Regions from separate parts of the Homo sapiens genome. Here region 2 is linked to region 1. A link is an interaction called in ENCODE POLR2A ChIA-PET data of the cell type or tissue named here. Cell type or tissue: HepG2. All regions are shown on one strand. Links, peaks and the distances in the headings refer to the core of each region. The heading gives the core; the rest is flanking DNA.

The links. ChIA-PET counts read pairs that join two places held together with the same protein. Peaks named below come from ENCODE experiments on the same cell type or tissue, not always from the same donor. Only the 100,000 strongest peaks of a DNase experiment are listed, where the experiment ranks them.
Region 2: POLR2A ChIA-PET joins it to region 1 with 6 read pairs; 2 of 35 experiments call an interaction of 5 or more read pairs at or near these places.

The regions. Positions count from the first base shown.
Region 1 is chr4:103,383,232-103,386,141 of GRCh38, forward strand. No RefSeq gene overlaps it. Among named protein-coding and RNA genes, the nearest start is that of LINC02428, 40 kb to the right of the region's middle. In HepG2, for the core only: no CTCF peak of the experiment used is centred there; no DNase peak of the experiment used is centred there.
Region 2 is chr4:103,305,232-103,308,141 of GRCh38, forward strand. No RefSeq gene overlaps it. Among named protein-coding and RNA genes, the nearest start is that of CENPE, 110 kb to the left of the region's middle. RefSeq lists an enhancer at 1,637-2,154. In HepG2, for the core only: no CTCF peak of the experiment used is centred there; a DNase peak (open chromatin) is centred at 1,740; H3K4me3 peaks cover 1,565 bases.

The DNA.
Region 1 (2,910 bases), core at 286-2,785:
GACAAGAGGAACTTTGGAAGTTTGAAACTTTGGGGATTTTGAAAACATATGAAAATTAAACAATATGCTTCTGAATGACCAGTGGGCCAATGAAGAAATTACAAAAGAAATTAAAAAAAATTCTTGAAACAAATGAAAGTGGAAACACAATATACCAAAACCTATGGGATACAGCAAAAGCAATACTAAGAGCAATGTTTATAGCAATAAACACCTACATCAAAGTAGAAAATCTTCAAATAAACAACCTAATGATGCATCTTAAAGAAATAGAAAAGCAAGAGCAAACTGAATCCAAAAGTAGTAGAAGAAAAGAAATAAGAATCAGAGCAGAAATAAATAAATTTGACACAAAAAACAACACAAAATCAATGAAATGAAGAGTTGGTTATTTGAAATGGTAAACAAAATTGACAAACTTTTAGGCAGACTAAGAAGAAAACCAGAAGACTCAAAAAAAAAATCATAGAGGAAAAAAAGACACAACTGATATTGCAAAAATTAAAGGGATCGTTAGAGACTACTATGAGCAAGTGTATTCCAATAAACTTGAAAACCTAGAAAAAATGGATAAATTCCTACACACATACAACTTACCAAGCTTGAACCATGAAGAAAATCTCAAACCTGAACAGACCAATAATAAGCAATGAGATTGAAGTCATGTTAAAGAGTCTCCAGGAAAGGAAAAGCCTGGGACCCAATGGATTCACTGTTGAATTTTACCAGACAGTTAAAGGAGAACTAATGCCTATCATATCCAAATTATTCTGGAAAATAGAGGTGGAAGGAATACTTCCAAACTCATTCTACAAGGCCAATATTACCCCGATACCAAAACCACATAGAGACACATTAAAAAAAAGAAAACTGTATGCCAATATCCCTGATGAAACTGATACAAAAATCCTCAACAAAATAGTAGCAAACTTAATTCAACAATACATTACAAAGATCATTCATCATGACCAAAGTGAGATTTACCCCAGAGATACCAGGATAGTTCAATTTACATGTATCAATCAGCAAGATAGATCATACCAACAGAATGAAGGACAAAAACCATTGACCACTTCAAATGATGCTGAAAAATCATTTGATAAAATTCAACATCCCTTAATGGTCAAAACCCTCAAGAAAGTAGGCATTGAAGGAACATACCTCAAAACAATAAGAGCTATATATGAAAGATCAACAGCTAGTAGCATACTGAATAGGGAAAAAACTGAAAGTATTTCCCGTAAGTTCTGGAATGTAATAAGGATACCCACTTTTACCTCTATTATTTAACATAGTACTGAAAGTTCCAGCTGGAGTAATCAGACTTGAGAGAGAAATAAAGAGTATTCAAATTGGAAAAGAAAAAGTCAAATTATCTTTGTTTGCAAATAATATGATCTTATATTTGGAGAAACCTAAAGACTTCACAAAAAAAACTATTACAACTAATAAACAAATGCAGTAAAGTTGCAGGATAAAAAAATTAACATACAAAAAAATCTTGGGAGGCTGAAGTGAGCAGATCAAGAGGTCAGGAGATCAAGACCATCCTGGCTAACATGGTGAAACCCTATTTTTACTACACACACACACACACACACACACACACACACAAAATTAGCCAGGCAAGGTGGAATGTAACTGTAGTCCCAGCTACTCAGGAGGGTGAGGCAGGAGAATCACTTGAACCTGGGAGGCAAAGGTTGCAGTGAGCCGAGATCATGCCACTACATTCCAGCCTGGGAGACCAAGCAAGACTCCGTCTCAAAAAAAAAAAAAAAAAAAAAAAAAAAAAAAAAAAAAAAAAAAATCGGCAGCATTTTTATATGCCAACAGCAAACAACCTGAAAAAGAAATCAAGAGATAGCTAGCAAGACGGCCAAATAGGAACAGCTCTGGTCCGTAGCTCCCACTGAGATCAACACAGAAGGTGGGTGATTTCTGCATTTTCAACTAAGGTACCCCATTCATCTCACTGGGACTAGTTAGACAGTGGGTGTAGCTCACGGAGGGCGAGCCGAAGCAGGGTGGGGTGTTGCCTCACCTGGGAAGTCCAAGGGGATGGGGAACTCCCTCCCCTAGCCAAGTGAAGCCATGAGGGACTGTGCCGTGAGGAATGATGCACTCAGGCCCAGATACTATGCTTTTCCCATGGTCTTCGCAACCCACAGACCAGGAGATTCCCTCCAATGCCTATGCCACCAGAGCCCTGGGTTTCAAGCCTAAAACTGGGTGGCCGTTTGGGCAGACACCAAACTAGCTGCAGGATTATTTTTTTTCATACCCCGGGGTGCTTGGAATGCAGTGAGACAGAACCGTTCACTCCCCTGGAAAGGGGGCTGAAGCCAGGGGGCCAAGTGGTTTAGCTCAGAGGAGCCCACCCCCATGGAACCCAGCAAGCTAAGATCCACTGGCTTGAAATTCTTGCTGCCATCACAGCAGTGTGAAGTCAACCTGGGATGCTAGAGTTTGGTGGGAGGAGGGGCATCCACCACTAATGAGGCTTGTGTAGGTAGTTTTTCCCTCACAGTGTAAACAAAGCCACCAGGAAGTTCGAACTGGGTGGAGCCCACCACAGCTCAGCAAAGCCGCTGTAGCCAGACTGCCTCTCTAGTTTCCTCCACTCTGGGTAGGGCATCTCTGAAAGAAAGGCAGCAGCCCCAGTCAGGGCCTTATAGATAAAACCCATCTCCCTGGGACAGAGCACCTAGGGGAAGGGGCAGCTTCAGCAGACATAAACGTCCCTGCCTGATGGCTCTGAAGAAAGCAGCAGCTCTCCCAGTACAACGTTCGAGCTCTGATAGGGGACAGACTGCCTCCTCAAGTGGGTCCCTGACCCCCGTGTCTCCTGACTGGGAGACACCTCCAAGCAGGGGCCGACAAACACCTCATACAGGAGAGTTCTGGCTG
Region 2 (2,910 bases), core at 305-2,804, 78 kb before region 1:
CTTACTAAGATACTCTGGCTTTTTGAGTTGCCAGAGTTCTTGAGCTGGTTCTTTCTCACTATGTGGGCTAATGTTCCTTTAACTGTGATGTAATTTGAGTACACTTTTATTTGATTTCTTTTCTGGATGTTTTCAGAGGGCCAAGGCTTTGTGTAGGGTCTTTATTTGTAGCTGACTTCTTGTCCTTGGTTTCACAGGAGGGCATATTAGCAAAGTATTTTTGGTGTTGAATTTTGGGCTTTGATCCAGTAGATGGTGTTTAAGCATAATGGCCAATAGCTAGGCTCTTGCTTGGCCACGTGGCTCCTCTGTGTTTCCTCATGATTGCGGCTGTGCTCCCACTCAGTGCTTTGAAGTTGTGGGCTCCTCTCCTCCTTCAGTGCTGGCTGTAGATCTTGGCTTGGTATACCACAGCCCTGGAGTGAGCTCAGGCTTTATGTTCCTTCCCCAACTTGGAGGCAGCAGGGCAAGGGGCCTTGGAAGTGGCTGTGGCAGAGGCAGAGGGGCTTTCATTTGTTTCTTGGGGCTCCACTCAAAAGAAAAGCAGAGCCGCTGCCAATTGGTGTGACTGGCCTGGGGTGGGGCAGCTGTGTTGTGAGCCCAAGCTGTGGGGCCCTGCCTGGTGATGAATTGGGGGTGGGGAGCTCACAAGGGAGATAGAGTGGTCTCTTTTCCTTAGGGAGACTGCAGCTTGCTGGAGTTGTGGGTAAAGCCTTCAGGATCTTTGTTCCTTCCCCATTCTAAGGGCAGTACCACTGCAGTGGCAGGTGCAGAGGGACTTTCAGTTGCCTCTGGGAGCTCTATCTCAGAGAAATGCAGAGCCACTGTTAATGGAAATGTTCAGCCATTTCCATGTCCAGCCACTGGAAATGTTCAGCAGTGCAGGAGTGGCTGCACTGCTGGCTTGAGCTGGGGGGCCCTGATTGGCGAAGAGTGGCGGGGGGGGGGGGGGGGGGTGGAAGGATCACAGAGAGGAGAGACTGGGCTCCTTTCCATATGACAACAGTGAAGTGGCCTCATTGTTTGGGGTGACACCCAGAGCTTTTGGTCTCATGGCCAAGGAAATCAAGGATGTGACACACCAAGGATGAGGTTGAGAATAGAAATTTAATAGGAAAAAGAAAGAGAACAGCTCTCTGCTACAGAGAGGGATCCCAGAAAAAGGGTTGCTGTACTGCAGTGAAATGCAGGGGTTTTTATAGACGAGCTAGTGGGGAGGTGGTATCTGATCAGCATAGAGCATGAAAAACCAGTTAGGACCAGGTGTGCTATCTACTTAGGGTACAAATCTCTGGTAGCCCCCCACCCCAATGTTTTATTATGCAGGCAGTTCCTCAGCTTGAGCTATTCCATGTTGCTTATTTCTTTCTTACTGTGCATCTGCTAAAAAGGGGAGGTGGAACCCCCATGGTGGACGTGCCTGGTCCTTTGTAGCCCTTTCTATCTGTGCAACGGCCAGCATCCCCTCATGCAAGCTTCCAGCTTCCTTATCTATGTTTGCAGCCCAATCTTCCAGTTGCTGTTTGTTAGAAAAGAAGTGATTTCTTGGGCTGCTTTTTGTGAGAAGCGAAGTTCTGTCTGGGACTATTTGCCCTCACTATCTGTCTAAATCATTTTTATCTACTCCTGTATCAACATTGGTGTGCTGGAATTGCAAGTAAAGTTCCTAGGCTCTTAGTCGGGTGGCAGCAAGGTCAGAATCACTTCAGTGGCAGTGACAGAGCGGCTGTTGTTTGCCTCTGGAAGCTCCACCCCAGAGAAACAGAGCCGCTGCCAGTGGGAATGTTCAGCTGGGGGTGGGGCAGCTGCTCTGCAGTCATGAGCTTGGGGCCCTGCCTGGTAAAGAGTCCGGGGTGGCGGTTCACAGGGAAGAAAGTCTGGGCTCCTTTCTGCATGATGGCTGCCATGTGCTGGGGTGCCAGCATAGCGACCACACCCTTTCTTCCTCTCCCAGACCGAGAGCAGCAAGGGCAGTACCACTGAAGCTGCAATGGCAGAGGGACTTTGGGTTGTCTCTGGAGTTTCCTCCCTGGAGAAATGCAAAGCTGCCACTGACTGAAGTATTCAGGCTGGGGCAGAGTGGTTGTGCTGGGGGCCCAGGTGGAGAGGCCCTCCACGGTGAGGAGCAGCTGAGGCACGGACCTGCATCGAAACAGACTGGCCGCTTTTCTGTAAGGCAACGGAACTATGCTGAGGGTCCATGTTAGATTCTAATCACTGCTTTTCCTCTGGAGTCCGAGGGTAACAGGAGAGAGGACTGTGTAGCAGCAAACATGAGAGCCTGTCTGCTGCCTCTGGTAGCTGCGTCTCAGGGAAGTGCAGAGCTGTTCCCCGATGGAGAGCTCAGGAGTGGTTGGGGTGGCTGCATTACGGTCCCAGGCCAGTGGGCCGTGTCCAGAGAGGTGCAGTAGAGGTGAGGCCTGCTGTTCATCCACTGCTCAGTCCACGGATTCGGCCCCTATCCTGGGGGCATGCTAGGGATCCTGGCCTCCGATGTTGCAGGAGCTGCAGCTGCTGGTGCTGGGATGCCCAGGGATCAAAGAGTCCCGTACTTCTCATGTGCCTGAACTGTGACTGTGCCCAGACTCCACATGGCTGTCTTTTTCAGTCTGGAGGCCCCGGCTGGGGGAGAGTCATGGGGGAATCTCTTGATTTCAGGGTTGCAAAGTTCCGTGGCAGAAATGTGGGTCCCTAGGAACTCTCACTAGCTCACTGTTTCTTCGCAGTGGGAGTCTCCCATGGCTCTGCGCCACTCCTGGGTGGGTGGCTGTCGTGTCTCACTCTTCTCTGTTCTACATAGGTCGTGTTGCTTCCTTGATGATTCCCAGTGCGTCCTCCTGGAAGATCCAGTTGAAGAGCTAGTATTTACTCAACACTCTTCTCTCTGTGAGAGCGGCCCACACTAGTTGC